Linked DNA regions of Mus musculus: region 1 is linked to region 2. A link is a loop called in an ENCODE intact Hi-C map of the cell type or tissue named here. Cell type or tissue: left cerebral cortex. All regions are shown on one strand.

Region 1 (8,000 bases), 110 kb after region 2:
GTTGCCAGAATTCTTTCAGCCAAGTCCTTAAGGAAGGGATATTTATTAGAAACCATCTAACAATGAGTGAGGGTCCATTTTTCTGATCAAGAGCTCTTTATTAATCCAGGGGTGCAGCACTGAACCATACTTACCTCCTGCCCGAGGCCTCCTGCCATGGTGAGCTGGTGACCATGAAGCAGTAACAGGGATTGTGAGCTGCTTCGGCGTGCAGGGTAGGACCGAGTGTGGGGGTGCAGGGGGCTTTTTTTCTCATGTCTCTTTTAGTTGTTGTCGTTGTTGTTTTTTTAAATATATTTATTTGTTTAAGTGCACTGATTGGTGTTTTGTCTTCATCTGTGTCTGTGAGGGCCAGATCCCCTGAACCTGGAGCTACAGACAATTAATTGTAAGTGGGTGCCCTGAACCACTGAGCCATTTCTGCAGCCACCTCTCTTTTAAATAGTAAAACACTCTCCTTTATAAATAAATTAAGTTTTTCCTGAGTCTTAAAACAAGCCTTGGTGGGGATGGTGAGATGGCTCAGTGGGTAAAGGTACGTGATACCAAGGCTTGAGACCTGAATTAAAGCCTTCACACTCACAAGGTAGGCAACTGAGGCCTGGAAGTTGCCCTTTGACCTATACCCATGGGCACTGTTGAGTACAATAAATAAATAAATAAATAAATAAATAAATAAATAAATAAATTCATGAATAAATTCAAAACATGAAGTAAAAATTGTAGATTGGAAAGACTTAGAATGTGCATTAAGGGAGCTTAGGGTCTCAGAGAAAAAAGTATGTGTTTTTCTTGTTGTGTCTACTCTGATCTCAGCCCTAGTGTGTATGTTCCTAAGTGAACACGTGTTCCCATGGTCAAGGTTAAGGAGCAGAAAGGGGATCAGGGAAGGCTAAAGGTTCAGTGTTAAGGAAGGACAAATACAGATGAAGGAGAGAAGTCAGAAAGACTATACACCGCTAACTGCTTTTCATAAAAGAGTTTCAGCTCGTTTATGGATTTTTCCCTTTTTCTTGTAGTGGAAAATATATTTGACACTGATTGTGTAAAATCCACTGTGAAGCCCCACAGCTCTGGGGTAGCTATTCTAGCTTTAAGAGTCCACCATCTCAGTGAACTTTGGGTCTGGTTAATTTGGTGTGTGTGTGTGTTCACTATGAAGTTTTGTTTTGTTTTATTGGGACAGCCTCTCTCCGTGTGGTGCTGGCTGGCCTGGAACTTGCTATGTACACTAAGATGGTCTGGAACTTACAGAGATCTGCCTCCTGTGTGCTAGGATTAAACGCATGGGTAGAGCTCGTGATAGTTTTAATGAAAAAGAAGAAAAATAATCAAACAAATATTTAGAGTCAAAGGCAGAGTCCTTGTTTTGTTGTACTTAATTTCGCACTGCTTAATGGACAGGCCAGGGACTGATGACTTCAAACTCTTTAAAATAGCTGAAGATTAAGGCGAATTAAATGCAGTGCCTCTGGGATGTCTGATCCAAATTTGTTTTTAATGACATAATTGTCACATATTACATCTGAGATTACATCCCAGTGAACTGGCTATCTGTGAGGTTATGCTACAGAAAACGAATTTCCCGTGTCAAAAGGAAAACAAGGGCGGCGCTAATGTTTTAAGGGCGAGGGTGAAGAGGGGGAGAAAATTTTGTTGAGCCCAGTCTCATAAAGTGACCAGGAATGGCTGGTGACAAGAGGAGGCTGACATGTGCTCTCAATGGATCTTAAATCACTGCAAGGACAAGCTGCGACATCTTCTCAGGGTTTTTATTTGCCTAATTTAGAGGGTAGAGGTCCTTCCCAATCATGCAAATCAGGTCATGCCCAGAAGCAACCGCGAAGAATAAAAGATAAGGAGACACAAGTCCTATGTAAATGTTTATATTTCATTGTAAAAGAACAAGACGTGAAATTCCTATTTGTTCCTCAATTTTTTTAAAGCTAAAAGTAATTGCAATATTTTCTTCCTCTAGGGCCTTCCCTTCCACAATTAATCTTTCCACACCTTCCCTCCTGTGATTATTCCCCCAAGCTTTAACAACAGTTGACTAATTCACAGCATTTCTGCTTCAAAGCTTTCAAAACACTGTGGGGTGGGGGTGCTGGCGGAGGCGATTGCTTGGCTCCACAAGCCACGCCCTTTCCTTCTTAAAAATTGGTTATTTTTGCAGTATGTTATTACCATCTATCAAGAACACACTCCTGTAAGGAAACCCAACTTCCATGCTTCACTCAACTGGTAAATTCTCAACTCTTAGGATGCTGAACACCTATACTTCAATGTAAATAAAAACACAAGGTTTGGGCCGTGAGAAATGTTTATTCTCTACTCTTTCAACTGTAGTACCCAGGTCCTGGATACCAGAGCCAATCGAGCAATTGAAAGTCTCACCAGCCGTTCGTGTAGAGGAAACGCTTTCAAAATATATCATTCATCTTCATCTTCGATAGCAGTTTATCCATATATCCTTTATAAGCATCATTAAGTATTGGTGCTTAAGATCTCTGTCACGAGGTAAGCTTTCAAATTTATAGGTACATGCGCTCGTGGAGGGGCAAAGGGACCTTTTCTTCTATTTATTTTTTCTTTTATTAGAACAAAAGGCAGCTTGAGTACACTTCAAAGTCTGGGAGTTGCTGTTTGACAGGCAGGCTGCCTTTGAGAAAGCCGTTCAGTGCATTAAATTAACCGACTCCTGGCCAAATCAAATTCAAGGGGAAAAGTATTTCCCATGCCTAGAGTGACAAACGGAATTACGAGGCACGCTTAAGCAGACTGTCAAACTTTTATGTTTACTTAAAAAAAAAAAAACTCCACACAGATGGAAAAGTCTGGTCCGTGGCAGCCTTGTGTGCCAGGAGAGGCTCACCTGTACACACACCACAGGCACGGGTCTTTCCCGGGCTGTCCGCACTGGGGGAGGGGATGGGTGGACATCGCTAGACCTTTGTCCCGGGGGCCTGGGGAGGGACGACTTTCTGGAGGCTTCGCAGCCACCTGCACTCTGGGAAGCCACACACAGTGTGGCCCTCCGGGGTCGTCCTGGGGCGAGCTTTGTGGGTGGGTGGGAGCATGGGCGTTCCCACCTCGGGGGCGGCGGGTGGCCCCACGCTCTGGCTGGGATGGGGTGAGCCACCGCTCCGTGGATTCAGAGTGGGAACCCCGACTAGATCAGCTCTGGGACAGGCCCAGGGTGAAGCGGCCCCGCCGCGTCCGCACCGCCACCGTGAGGCCGTGCCGGGGACGGTGCCCCGTGGAGGTGGCGCTGCCGCTTCGCGCTCATCTCCCCGCCCGTCTCCCCGCCGCCGCTGCCGCCGCGCCGGGCTGGGCTCGGGCGGGGGCATCCGCTCCGGTCTCCCCGCGCTTTCGCGCTCCCGCTTCGCGTGCGGCGGCTCGATCCGGGGAGGGAGTGAGGGAAGGGGTGGAGGTGGCGGGGGGAGGCCGAGGGGCGGATCCTGCCTGGGGGCTGATCCCTCCCTCCCCTCGGCCGGGCTCCGTGGCGGGCGGCAGCGGTGGTGGCGGCGGTGGCTCCATTCCCCCTCCTCCCCCGGGAGAGGCGGCCGGGCCCGGGGAGACGGAGCGGAGGGCCGGAGCGGGAGGAGGCCGCGCTCCCTCAGCCGGGCCGCGCACGGAGCTGCTCGCTCGCCCGGCCCGCTCGCCCGGCCGCTCACCCGGCCGGCCGCGCTCGCGCTCAGGGGGCCCCCGAAGCTAGGGGCCCGGCCGGCGGCTGAGGTAAAATGGGGGCGGCGGCGGCGGGGCCGGAGCGAGCGGGGGCGGCGGGGGCCGGCGGGGAGCGAGCGCTGCGCGCGAGGGGGCGGCCGGGGCGCACAGGGGTGTCCCGATGGGGCGTGGGGGTGACGCGCGACCTCTCCCCCGGAGCGAGGGCGGCGACGAGGCCGGGAAAAGCGCGCGGAAGGGAGCTGCAAAGCGAGGACCCCCTCCCGCACCCGCCATCTTGTTTCTCCCCGGTCCTGGCAGCCAAACGGCTAAGCCCCGCCCTCCCCGTGCTCCCCTATTGGCCTGGCTAGACCAGAGTCCCGCCTTCAGGGGCCGCCCTCGGCGCACGGGTTCCCCCTTGACGGGCAGGTTGGGCGGCCAATAAGTGCTTGCATCTCCGCGTCCTCCCCCCCCCTCCCCACCCCTCCGCCGTTCGCTGGCGCTCGCTTTCTCTGTGAGGGTCGGACTCTGCGTCTATCTGTGGTGCGCCTACCCTCTGGGTTGTTTTTTTTAGGGGGAGATATTTCTCTTTTTTCTCCTTCGGGGGGTGTCGTGAAGATTCCACTGGAAGAGGAGTCCCTTTAAAGGGACAGAGACCTTGTCTGGAGTCTTACCTGGTCTCATGAGTCCCTTGTGTGGCGTGCAGGGCGGGTTCCGTCCAATTGTTGAAACTCCTCATTCGGGGGCCAGGGTGAGGTGGTCGAGTTGGGGATCCCGGGTCGCTAAGAACGTCTCTGAAGGGGGCTGTTGGGGGTACTCGGCAGTGTGTGTATGGGAAGAGTTGTGTACGTGAGGAAACTCCCGCCAAAAAAAAAATACCAACCCTGGTCTAGTTGTTAGCTCCTTGTAGGCGAAACTCTTGGTTTCCCCTGGCAGTAGCCCAGCTGGGTCCCATGGGTTTGCCCCCTGTGATCGCATCGCGGGAGCCCCGAATGGGGATGGAGACGACTTCTGAGACTACAGGATGGGGTTCTTGTAGATTCTTCAAAATCGATACTGAAGTGTGTGTTTCCTCTCCAGAGGCTGCTTGCCTTTGGAGAATTGGGGAATGGAATCTGTTGGCTGGGACTACTTTTGAGACCTTGAGGTTGGTACGGGATCTCGTGCCCTCAGGGCTTCGGGTTGAACAGAAGTGCGGTAAAGGTCCTTTAGCTCCAAATGGTGGTGTATGCCTGCCTCAGGTTGCTCCACAGCCAGGTTAACTTAAGTCACACCTTGGGACTGAGAGGCCTTTACACTGTGGTTGTCAATGGTGACTTATTGATCATCCTTAAGAAGTAGATATTTCTGCCCTTGCTTTTATTACATTTTTATTTTTTTTAAATTTTATGTGCCTGGGCATGTTGCCTGATATATGCCGGGTTCCCCAAGAATTCAGAAGAGGGCTTCCAATACCCTGGAACTGGAGTTACTGGAGTTGTGATCCACAGTGTGGGTGCTAGGCATCCTCTTAAATGCTGTTATTTTTCCAGCATGCATATATATATATAATTATTATTATTAAACAATATGTGTATTGGTGTTTTGCCTAGGAATTGAACCTGGGTCCTCTGGAAGAACAGCCAGTGCTCTCAACTGTGCTGAGCCATCTCTCCTATGAACATTTTACATTTTTAGAGGGTCTCGCTATGTGCGTTGCTAGTCTGAAATACTATATAGATCTGCTTGGCCTCAAATTCCACAGAGAAGGCAGTACTTAAGAATAGCGCCTCTGCCTCCAGAGTACTGGGCTGGAAAGTGTGCTAGTACACCCCACCCCACACTGTTTTATTGATGCACTGTGGAGGCAGAGAAATTCAAAGCTTTGTCCAGGTTACACAGGAGCAGGATTAGAACCTAGGTTGGTGCAGAACATCCTCTCTCTAGAGCTCTCCGAGACTCTTGGTGTTTGTAGCCTCTCAGCTTGCTAGGAGATCTGGATTCACACATTTTTCTGAGCTTCTGTTTTCTCGTGGCTGAAATGGAGATGATGTCTGCACAGTCTCTTGAGGTAGTTGTGAGAAAGATTAAAAAGAAAAGGCCATTGTAGTTTGTTAAAGTATGCTGAGTATAGCCATCCTATCTTAGGTCTTCCTGGTGAGGATGGCCTTGGTAACTGCCTGCAGCTGCTCCTTAGGGGCAGAGAATGCTGGGGGAAGCACCCTGGGTAGATTAGATACAAGTATCAAGGGAGAGAGATTTCTGTGGTAATTGTAGGTGGAGAATTCGCCTCAGATAACCCCCCAATCAACTTGTCCTTGAGTTCAATGAAGACCTTAGACAGACTACTTAAAATTTAAAAGATTTCTTAGAGGCATTCCCAGCTTGCAAGGTTTGTGGTTGGAAATGCCCCAAGTAGTATTGCAGTTATCTTAAGTACTGCCTTCTGCCGGAAGTACCTAGCATATTATATTATTTATAGTCTGAAGCATTTCAGATGTCTTTACTTTGGACAGGGCCAAGAGATAGGGCTTCTAGCCATGAGATGTCTCTGGAGATGTTTTAGATCTGTGATTTTGTTTATTTATTTATTTATTTATTTATTTAGATAACAGGTTCTCACTCTGTATCCCTGCCTGGCCTGGAATTCACTCACTGAAGTAAGCACACCTACCTGTTTCCACCTCCCAAGTGCTAGGATTAAAGGCGTGCACCGTTAAAGCCAACACTACACTGGTGATGATCTGGTCCTCTGATGGAACTCATTCATTGTTTATCAAGCTTGAAAGTGGATGATATTCTTAATTGTCACCAATATTGTCTTTGCCTCCCCCTTTTTTTAAAAAAAACAAAAACAAAAGAAAAACAAAGAAAAGAACTATGATGTTAGCCAGGCACAGCCTACATCCTGAGTTCTAGGACAGCCAGGACTATGTAGAGAGACTATGTCTCAAAGGGTCTCAAAGAAACAAACAAACAGCATGGTCTTGTTTTGTTGCTGGCTTTGACCTCAATCATTCTGACCTAGTATCTGTCTTCTGAAACCTTACGCATTATCTTTCCCATAATTAACCTGTTTGATTCACTGCATGGCTCATTATAATACTAGACCTTATCTCGTGTCATATCCTAAAGATCTGTGTGCATTTCTGCTCTCTTAGTGAGATAAGACTCCTTGAGGACAGAGATCTTCAGGGATGGGGAACTGGCCCAGTGAGTGAAGGGCTTACTGTGCAAGCCTGAAATACTGAGCTGGATCCCCAGCACCCACCCGAAAGTCAAGTGCAAAGTGTTTCTCTAACTCTTCAAGTTTTGGGTGTAGTATATTGGCCTCAGACCCACAAGAAACCTAACTATTCTTGTCTTTGTCAAAGGCCTGGCCATGTATCCTTAAACTTATTTATATCAGTTTTTATCTGTTTTTCCCTTGGGAGAGAGAGAGAAGGGTAAAAGGAGAGAGACACCATGGGTTAGGAATCAAGAAAGCACAGCCGTGAGGGCTGGCAATTAGAGTTAAGACCTGCCCAGATAAAATATAGTAATAACTCGGGGTTATAGAGGGTAGATATCTGGCCAGCTATAGTGCTGATTAAGGCTTACTGTACGTAATAAAAGTTGTGTGTCTTTTATCCAAAAACTAAATGATCAAAGGTGGGGTAAAAACCCCAAACTGAACTACATTCTCCAACTGTTGGGGGACAGAGACACATAGCTCTCAGCTGCTCATTGACCAGTGTCTAACTGAAACCCTGTGGCTCATGATCGAGGAAGACACCTGACTTCAGTTTCTGACTTCCACACCTGCTGGAGTGGACAGGTGCACATGCAGAAACCACGCATATATATACACCATGCACACAGACACAGAAGTGTGTGGTTTAATCACTTAGCACTCTCGAGTGCTCGCTTATCTACCTTTTCAGACTCTTCCTAGCGAATGAGATAGGCAACTCCTTCCTCCATGAAGTTCCCATTCAGCTAGAAGTAGAGAATACTAAACCTAGTAAGTAGGTAAATTATGTAGCTTAGAAGATGGTGTCACTAAAAAGTAAATAATAGGATGAACCGCCTATTGCTGGATGATGTAAGGGATTTGTAATTTTTTTTTTCCCCAAGACAGGGATTCTCTGTGTAGGCCTGGTTGTTCTGAACTCCATTCTATATATAGACCAGGCTGGGCTCGAACCTAGAGATCCACCTGTCTCTGCCTCTTGAGAGCTTGGATTTAAAGGTGTGCACCACCACTGTGCAGCTGGGATTTACAATTTTAAAGTAATCAGATGATTATCAGTGATGTTTGTAAAGAGAGGTGCCGTGTGAATGCTTTAGAGCAACTGTTCTCAACCTGTGGGTCTTGA
Region 2 (8,000 bases):
CTCCTAGCCCTGACATGGCTGCTCACAGCCATCTGTAATGTCTGTTTCACAGAATCTGATGCTCTCCTCTGACCTCTGCATGTACCAGGCATACATTCATGCATATAGATTAATAAACATAAATAAGTACAGGTTTTCAACAATCCTTTGAATTGGGATCAGCACTGAGGCATCCTGAAGGCAGTCCAGCTGACTTCCTTTATAGCCCACAGCGTGGCCATGTTGGTGCACCCTGACCATTCCCTCCACAGTGCTAAAGGTTGAGGGCGAGGTTGTCTTCTAACTTCTCCATGGAATACAGCAGGAAGATAGCAGCATCTCCCCAGTGGGGAGCCTGGTGTAGGGCGGGGGGGGGGGGGCAGGAAGGACCACCCACGGTCAGCCTACAACCCCCTTCCCCTCACCCCTGGTATCTTCCTGATAACCATCACCTTGTCCTTTCTGACAGGCATAAGGAGTTCCTCAGTGTACCACAGTGATTCAGCATGGCCACAATTCAGGCCCTAGCTCCTCCACGGTAAAACAGAGTCCTGTCTTAAAAGTCACATGACCTAGAGAGATACTGAGGGTCCCAGCCTGGGGAATGGAGAACTCCCTGAGAAGGTGAATTGAGACCGAGTTCAAGTGGGGGGAGGGGAGAATAGGTATTTCAGGGACAGAATTTAGAGATGATATAAGGGAAATAAAATATCTGAGTGACATCAACTTTAAACTGAGAGAGGGAAGGAGGAGGGGGTGGGGGAGGAGAAAGGGGGTAGGTTTAAAAGTGTTCCTAGAGGAGGGCTGGTGAGATGGCTCTGCAGGTTAAGGCCCCTGCCAGCAAGCCTGACAACCGTGGGACCCATGAGGTGAAAGGAGAGACACCAACTTCCACAAGTTTTCCTGGGACCTGCACCGGGCAGTGTGGCCCACATCTATGACCACACACACAAAATAAACAAACTTCAAAAACAAAAACAAAAACCTGTTCCTAGAGGGAGCTGAGTGTGGTGGCACATGCCTCTACCCTCAGCACTTGGGACACAGAGGCAGTGAAGATCAGGGGTTCAAGACCAGCCTGATACACAGAAAGCTTTCAGTCATGAGCTCCTACTTCAAAATAAACAAACAAAACCACAAACCAAATAAAAATAATTTCCTGAGTCAGAATTTCTGGGGCAGTACAAAAGTATGTTTTAAGACGGGGGGGGGGGGGGGGGGGGCGGGGGGGAGCTCAGTATAGTGGCAGCACAGGCGCCTTTAATCCCCGCACTCCAGAGACAGAGGCAGGTGGATCTCTGTGAGTTCCAGGCCAGCCTGGTCTACAGAGTGAGTTCCAGGCCAGCCATAGTGAGAGCCTGTGTACACAGAAAGAGAAGCAGGGGCACAGCAGAGCTGGGGAGCCTGATGTGGAGCAGTCAGTAGGGTGGAGCAGCCTGGAGGCTCCCTGCACTACCCGCTACTTCTCTTACTTGTCTTTATTGTGAGACAGGCTCCCCACAAAGGTGGAGTGTAGTGGGCTTTGGCATCCTCCTCCTCCTGTCCCCAGCTAGCCAATGCTGGGTTATAGGTGTAAGCCACCATCCATGCCTTAATTCTTTTTGATTCTTCCTTCCTGGGCTGGGGACCCATCTGAGGGCCTAACACATGCAGGGCTACTCTACCCTGAGCTGTAGTCCCAGCCTTTATCTTTAAGCAGGCTTTCATTGCTAAAAAACACTTAAAAAAAAATACAAGCACGTTAACACAGCTCTTTTTGCTTCTGCTACCCTCAGCCATCTGTCCATCCATCCATTCACCCACTCACTGATTCGTTTAAAATCTCTATTTGGGATATTTTAAATGCAAAAAAATGTAACCCGATTTATAAAATTTTGACTCAAAGGACCAGAAACCCTCAAAATTAGTTAAGGTACAAGAATATCTTTTACCTAATTAAGTCATCTTTCACATGCTTTCTAAAACCATAAGACAAAATTCACTTCCAATTAAAAAAAAAAAAAAAAAAAAGCACTTGTATTTCCCAACCAAAAACCTCATTGCCTGTGACTCTCAGTTTTGGTGGAGAATGTATTGGGGATGGTCTAGTGGCAGGAGATGCTTGAAGGTGGCAGCCCTCCAGCTGCTGACAGGTCACATAAACACCTTCCCTTAATGCTAGTCAGTGTGATACCAAGCAGGTGTGGTAGAGAGATCCTCATTACTGGGCTGAACAGTGGAGACTTCATGGGGGGACCCAAAGTCCAGCAATAAGGACTAGAAGACAGAGAAGGAGGAGAGGGGACAGAGGGTGGGCTTAAGGCAGAGAGAACAAAATGAGCAGAACAGTAAAGTCTGGAAGCAAAGGGGGCCCTGAGCTGCGGCCTGATGAGGACACAGAGAGTGGAAGTGTGGGGGGCCCACAGTCCAGTTCCTTCAGCTGTGGACATCACAGAGATGCGAATTTTTGAAAGGATCCAGTATGCAAATTCCATGTTGTCTCTTGCCATTTCGGTTTCACGCAGCCTTTCTATAAGGAGAGAGAAGTTCCAGGGACCACCGCTATTCATTCATTCATTCATTCATTCATTCACCCACTCCTTGTGCCTGGGACACTCCTGGCTCTGCAGGTGACCCAAGCAGCCACGCTCTGGGACGCGAGCGGGCTGTCAGCTCCCAGGCGGCAGCCAGAGCTCCGGACCGCTCCCGACCCAGGCTCACCTGGTTTCCGGTGGCCCGCAGGAGCGCAGACGCTGGGGACAGACTCGGCTCCAGCCTGGCTGGCGGCAGCGCTGCGGACGCGGAGGCCGGCAGTTCCGGAGCCGTTGCTGCAGAACCCGCGGGCGTTCCGGCTGTGCGGGTGACGGGCGAGGATGGCATCTGGGCCGAGGAGAAGGGGTCCCTGCTGCCCTCCACATACCCGGATCTTCTAGAAATAGCCACGAGAATAAGATTTCCCCTTTCTCCTGCTCGGTGTAGGCATGGGTGGATGTGGGTTCTTACGGGTCTAACTTTCCCCATTCACTTTTATTAGCTTTCTCGGCTTCTACGGAAGATTCCACTAGGTGGGAATGCAGGGTCGCATTGATCTTGTAGAGACTAGAACCAGGGCCTAAGAAAGCTCAACAGACTTACCTAAATGAGATGCGGTCAGAATGCTCGCCCTAGTAGTTCTCCATACTCTCAGAGGCATGAATTAAGTCTTTAATACCCACCCCCCAATTTTCTTTTAAATTTCTAAACTTTGGATGGCTCTAAAGGGCAAGAGTCGGTCTCAAACCCGAGTGATGGTTTTTGGGGTGTTGCACATACGGTCTCATCACTACACAGCAGAGGCTTGGTCTCCTGGTTTTTCCAAATGCTAGAATTACAGGATTTGTAAATACAAATAAACAAATAAATAAATAAACAAATAAATAAATAAGAAGGGTCCCCTGGTCTTTCCAAATGCTGGAATTACAGGTTGTGTATAAATAAATAAATAAGAGAAAGGTCTCTTGGTCTTTTCAAATGCTGGAATTACAGGTTCTGTACATATAAATAAATAGTATGAAAGGGTCTCCTGGTCTTTCTAAATGCTGGAATTACAGGCTGTGTAAATAGATATATATGTATGCATGTATATGAAGGGTTTTCTGGTCTTTCCAAATGCCGGAATTGCAGGTGGTGTAAATATAAATAAATAAATGAGAAGACCTTCCTGAAATGGAATGACCTACTTGCAGTGTGTGTGTGTACCTTCCCCTTCCAGTAGTGGGTATTGAACCCAGGGCCTTGCAAATGCTGGTCCCCAGCCTGGAAGTGGCCATTCATGATGTCTACCTCTGACCTCGTGCATTGGAACTCCCTGTGGGTCCCTGGAACCTCCTTCTGCCACTTCTGCCTGAAAACATGTAGGAGCGCCTGGAGGGAGAGCCTGGGCTTTGAGGCAAGACTAATATTTGCCTAGGGGGCAGGTTTCACCAGCATCCCGAGGTGAGCCACTTGTCCTTGAGCAGACCGGAATGCGACAGCTTTCTGGACAGGGCCTGTCTGTTCTTTCAAGTTGTTCTTGGAAATTGACGACTCTAGTGAGCAGGTTGCTCGGAGTTCAAAGATCATTTGGCTCTCTTCCCCGACGCTGTCACAGCGGCTTTCCGCCATGGCGCCAGGCATTCGCCCGTGCGACCACAGAGAGGCGCGCGCGCCCCGCGCTGCGGCCTCCACCCTTGGCGCCCCGGGGAGCCCAGTCCCCGAGAGTTCCTGCCTCGGCTCCCCAAGCCGCGTCCCTCTTCTCGCGAGATCTGCCGGCCCTGCGCGCTCTTCTCGCGACCCCCCGCCCCGTGGGCAGGTTCCATATTGGGTAAGATCTGGATTCAGAGCGGGGCCTCCTTGGAGCTGTTCTCGCGAGAGTTCCGCGAGAGGCTCCCGGCCGCTGCCTGTGGGATCGCCGCCACTGGAGCCCAAGCGGGGCGCTGAAGCGCGAGCGGGTGTCTTGCGGCGTCGGCGTGCGCTCCCTCCCCGGGGAGCGGCTGCAGGAGGACCGCGGCGGGAGCAGCCTCGAGCCGTGCAGCCGGCTCCGGCACCTTGCCGACGCTCGTAGGAGCCGCCGCGGCTGACAGGGGCGGCGGGTCGCAGCCTCCACACCTGCGCGGGTGGCGGGCGCGGGGTCCGGTCTGCCGCGGGCGGGCGCAGAGGAGAGCGTGCGGCTGCAGGCAGGAGCCCCCGCTCGGCCACCTCCTCGCCCCGCTGCTGCCGCTGGAAGATGTCGCAGGAGAGGCCCACGTTCTACCGGCAGGAGCTGAACAAGACCATCTGGGAGGTGCCCGAACGATACCAGAACCTGTCCCCGGTGGGCTCGGGCGCCTATGGCTCGGTGTGGTGAGTGTCGCCGGGCCTCGGGTTAGGGGTGGGGTGGGGGGACGCGGTGGAGCAAGCAGGGTGGCCCTGCATGCCTGAGGGCCAGGCCTGTCCCCACAGCTCAGCGATGCGCCCAGCGGCAGGAATTCTCCTCCGGGCGTGTCTGGGGGTGCAGGGGGCAGCTGGAGCGGGACGTGTCCTGCACCCCTCGCCCTGCATACGCAGGTCGGGGGCGAGCCGTGTGCGGGAGCGGGTCAGCTGCGGACGCGGTGGGATGCTTCTCTACCCTGCGCTCTCCCTGCTCCCAAGACTGGCCCTCCCGGGGGTCCTCTGCTGCAGCGCGGCCTCAGGACCCTGCCTCCGGGTACCGCCACTCGGGACGCGGGAGCCCTGCCCCGGGGAGCAGACGAGCTGGGCGGAGCTCCAGCGAGGAGCTGTAGGGCAAAGCCTGACCCGGGGACTGCGGTCACCTGAACGAAACTTGCAAGAGAAAGCGCTCCTTTCCCGGAATTTTTTTTTTTTTCCTTTTTTCTCCCCCTTTTCCCATTTTTGCAAGCCTCCATCGAAAAATCCTGTCTCAGGAAACGTTCCTTTGGGATTCGCACTTGAATTAGCAGCACCCCGAAGAGCTTAAAATACCGACTTTATCTCGGGGACCACGGTGCCAGCTTGCGTGGTGTGTTTCCGATTCGGTTGAAAGCGTATTTCCTTTTCGGGGAGGGAGGGTGGCAGCGCCTTGCAAGGACGCTCCAGCTCGCCGCTTAGTCACATACCACTGCTCATTTCAGTATTGTTTGACAAAACAGTTTTCCATACCGAGCAGAGGGGCGCCCCTCAAGATCAAGAAGGTAGGACTAGAGCTGGAGGTGTAGATAGCTTTTAATTGAAGTAATTCATGGGGGTGCTTTTCTTTTTTTTAAGTCCCTTAGAAGATTTGCGGAGTTTTATCAGCTTGTAAGTACCGAGGTACGTGGTGGTTTTCGGGAGATCCTGGAACATAGGAAACGATGCTTTTTAGCTTTCCTTAACACCGGGTGGGGGAGGGGGGTAGGAGTGGGGGGGGGCCTATTTTAGTTCCACTATGGCTCTCCCTGTCTTGCCTGGAACTCAACAAATTTTGTCTGCCAGCTCTGAGAATAAAGGCTTTTGCTACCATGCATGGCCCTGGGAGCAGGTTTCAGATTAAATTTCTACCATAAAACTTCCACTCCAGAAATGTTCTAAGGAACTTTGAAGGATTCACGCAGTATCTTTTACTATATCTTTTAGAGCTCCCTATCTGATAGTAATCTGATAGATTCAGTAGATGAGCCCTTCCTGTGTTTTAGTGACTTACATGCATTCATGGTTTCCGAAGGAGTCTGGGAAATGGTTTTTGTTTTGGAACAAATTCCAGGCTTCTGGATGTGCTAACCTTTAAGTATGAGTCCTGTGTTACTTAAAGTCATATCGTGAATTTCCTGTTTGGTAGAATCTTCTGGGTAATTGAGATTGTGCAATTGTGTCCAGCAACAGATCACATTGCATTTGCTGGCTCAAGCTGCTTAAGCTATGTTGCAGATGATACCAACTTGGACATCTTTCTCACGAGTCTACAGAATGGCAGTTTACACTTTAAAGGAAATGTCAATAATATCTCTCATGTATTTGTGATTGATCTGTTGCATCATTGTTTCTCTAATAGTTACCAGCTCCTTAAGTATCTCCATTCTTCGTTCCTAATTGGTACAGTACCAGGCGTTTGTTTCCATTTGAATGCTCAGGGAGTGAAGCTCAGGGGCTTCTGGGATGGTGAATTTGCAAGGTTTCCTGTGGACACCACTGTCCTGGCAGAAGAGCCAGCTTCACAGTGAAGTGCCACAGTGAAACCAACTCCACTTCCTCTAGTGCTGCTGTTTTCTGTGTAATATAATTGAGCACAACCTCACAATTAAATAGACTTCTACCAAACAGCTTCTTAAACATAGGTAGTGCTGGCCCAGTGATGGAACGCAGTGGGACAGCCCTGGCCTTGCCTGTGGGAGGCCCTGCATTCCAGCCCCAGCAGCAGTGCACCACACAAAGCAGGTTGCTTGAAATAAGGGCCCAAAAGGTATGCAGCAAAAATCCTGTTTCTGCTCTCAGCCCTGCATGCTGGTCTTCCAGAGACAACCACTGTTTAGTTCCTTGCCTGACATTCCAGAGAGGTGTAGTTTCTAGCGTAGAGATTTACTATGTAGCCTATTGATGAGGAAAAGATAGCTGAAATTGTGTGTGACCCAGCAAATGTCACCTTCAGTTAGATTTGCAAGTGTTAACTTCTCTCAAGTTATTTGAAATTGTGTTTTCAATTAGCTTTTTAGGTGTGACTGAAAAATACTTTTTTGTTTGTTTTTTGAGATGAGCTGTCCTAGAATTCACATTGTAGACCAGACTGGCCTCCAACTCCGATCAGCTGGACTTTGCCTCTCAGAGTGCCTGGATTAAAGACTTGCAACACTACACCTGACTTCTTGAATTTCTTTTTTAATCCACTTTGAGGCCTGTGTTCCCTTTCTTCACCTTCGTTCTCTGAGATAGTTTGATGTTGGGGAATAATGAAGTCCATTTGAATGGATATAATTGAGGGGGATTTAAACTGAGCTCTTGAGAAGAGAGGAGGCTGTTCTACTGGTGACAGTGGAATAAGTCAGGAGGGACCTGAAGTCTCTTCAAAAAAGGAATCTCTGAATTGGACATGATACACTTTGATTTGTAACTTAATTTTTTTCTTTTAAGTTTAAGATTAATTTTAATTTGTATTATGCAGTGAGCGACAGTAACAAAAAACAAGCAGCAAACTGTAGTATTACCAACTGTGACTCAAAGTTGAATGAGAGTCTAGAAATTGAGAATTGGCTTGTTTTTACAAATATCTTTCTTTTTAAAAGTGTAAAGGGAACTAAACTAAGTTCTCTAAGTTTTAAGGAACTGTATTTACTGCCTGAAAAGGGAAACAAGCAAAATCATTAAGACCACATTGTTGCAAAGCATTGATTGTGTGGTTTGGGACATAGGGGAAAATCTTTGTGGTGAATTTAAGGAAATACAAACGGGAACGTCAGTGTCTTTCCTCTGGGGAAAGGGGCTCTCCAGCCCCTTGCTGGACACACTTGGGTACCATGCCTTGGGAGTGAGAATTAAGAATTACTTCTAGATCATTCACAGCTATTTATTCATTAGTC

The links. Peaks named below come from ENCODE experiments on the same cell type or tissue, not always from the same donor. Only the 100,000 strongest peaks of a DNase experiment are listed, where the experiment ranks them.
Region 1: it touches region 2 in a loop (7-fold over the local background); 13 of 42 quality-filtered maps call a loop at or near these places.

What each region holds. Positions count from the first base shown.
Region 1 is chr17:28,797,624-28,805,623 of GRCm38, forward strand. It overlaps Brpf3 (bromodomain and PHD finger containing, 3), which reads left to right and starts at 3,503. Exons shown (of 13, transcript NM_001081315.1): 1 at 3,503-3,738. Gm35883 (a long non-coding RNA gene) reads right to left here. Exons shown (of 4, transcript XR_003952337.1): 3 at 6,317-6,475; 4 at 5,268-5,707. In left cerebral cortex, a CTCF peak has its summit at 3,240 (motif pointing left); DNase peaks (open chromatin) are centred at 2,172, 3,297, 3,443 and 4,034; H3K4me3 peaks cover 2,445 bases; H3K27ac peaks cover 1,768 bases.
Region 2 is chr17:28,687,038-28,695,037 of GRCm38, forward strand. Slc26a8 (solute carrier family 26, member 8) reads right to left here and starts at 2,950. Exons shown (of 20, transcript NM_001290320.1): 1 at 2,680-2,950. Mapk14 (mitogen-activated protein kinase 14) reads left to right here and starts at 4,305. Exons shown (of 12, transcript NM_011951.3): 1 at 4,305-4,818. The coding sequence starts at 4,703. In left cerebral cortex, a CTCF peak has its summit at 4,131; DNase peaks (open chromatin) are centred at 1,501, 1,662, 2,792, 4,274 and 1 more place; H3K4me3 peaks cover 4,404 bases; H3K27ac peaks cover 3,898 bases.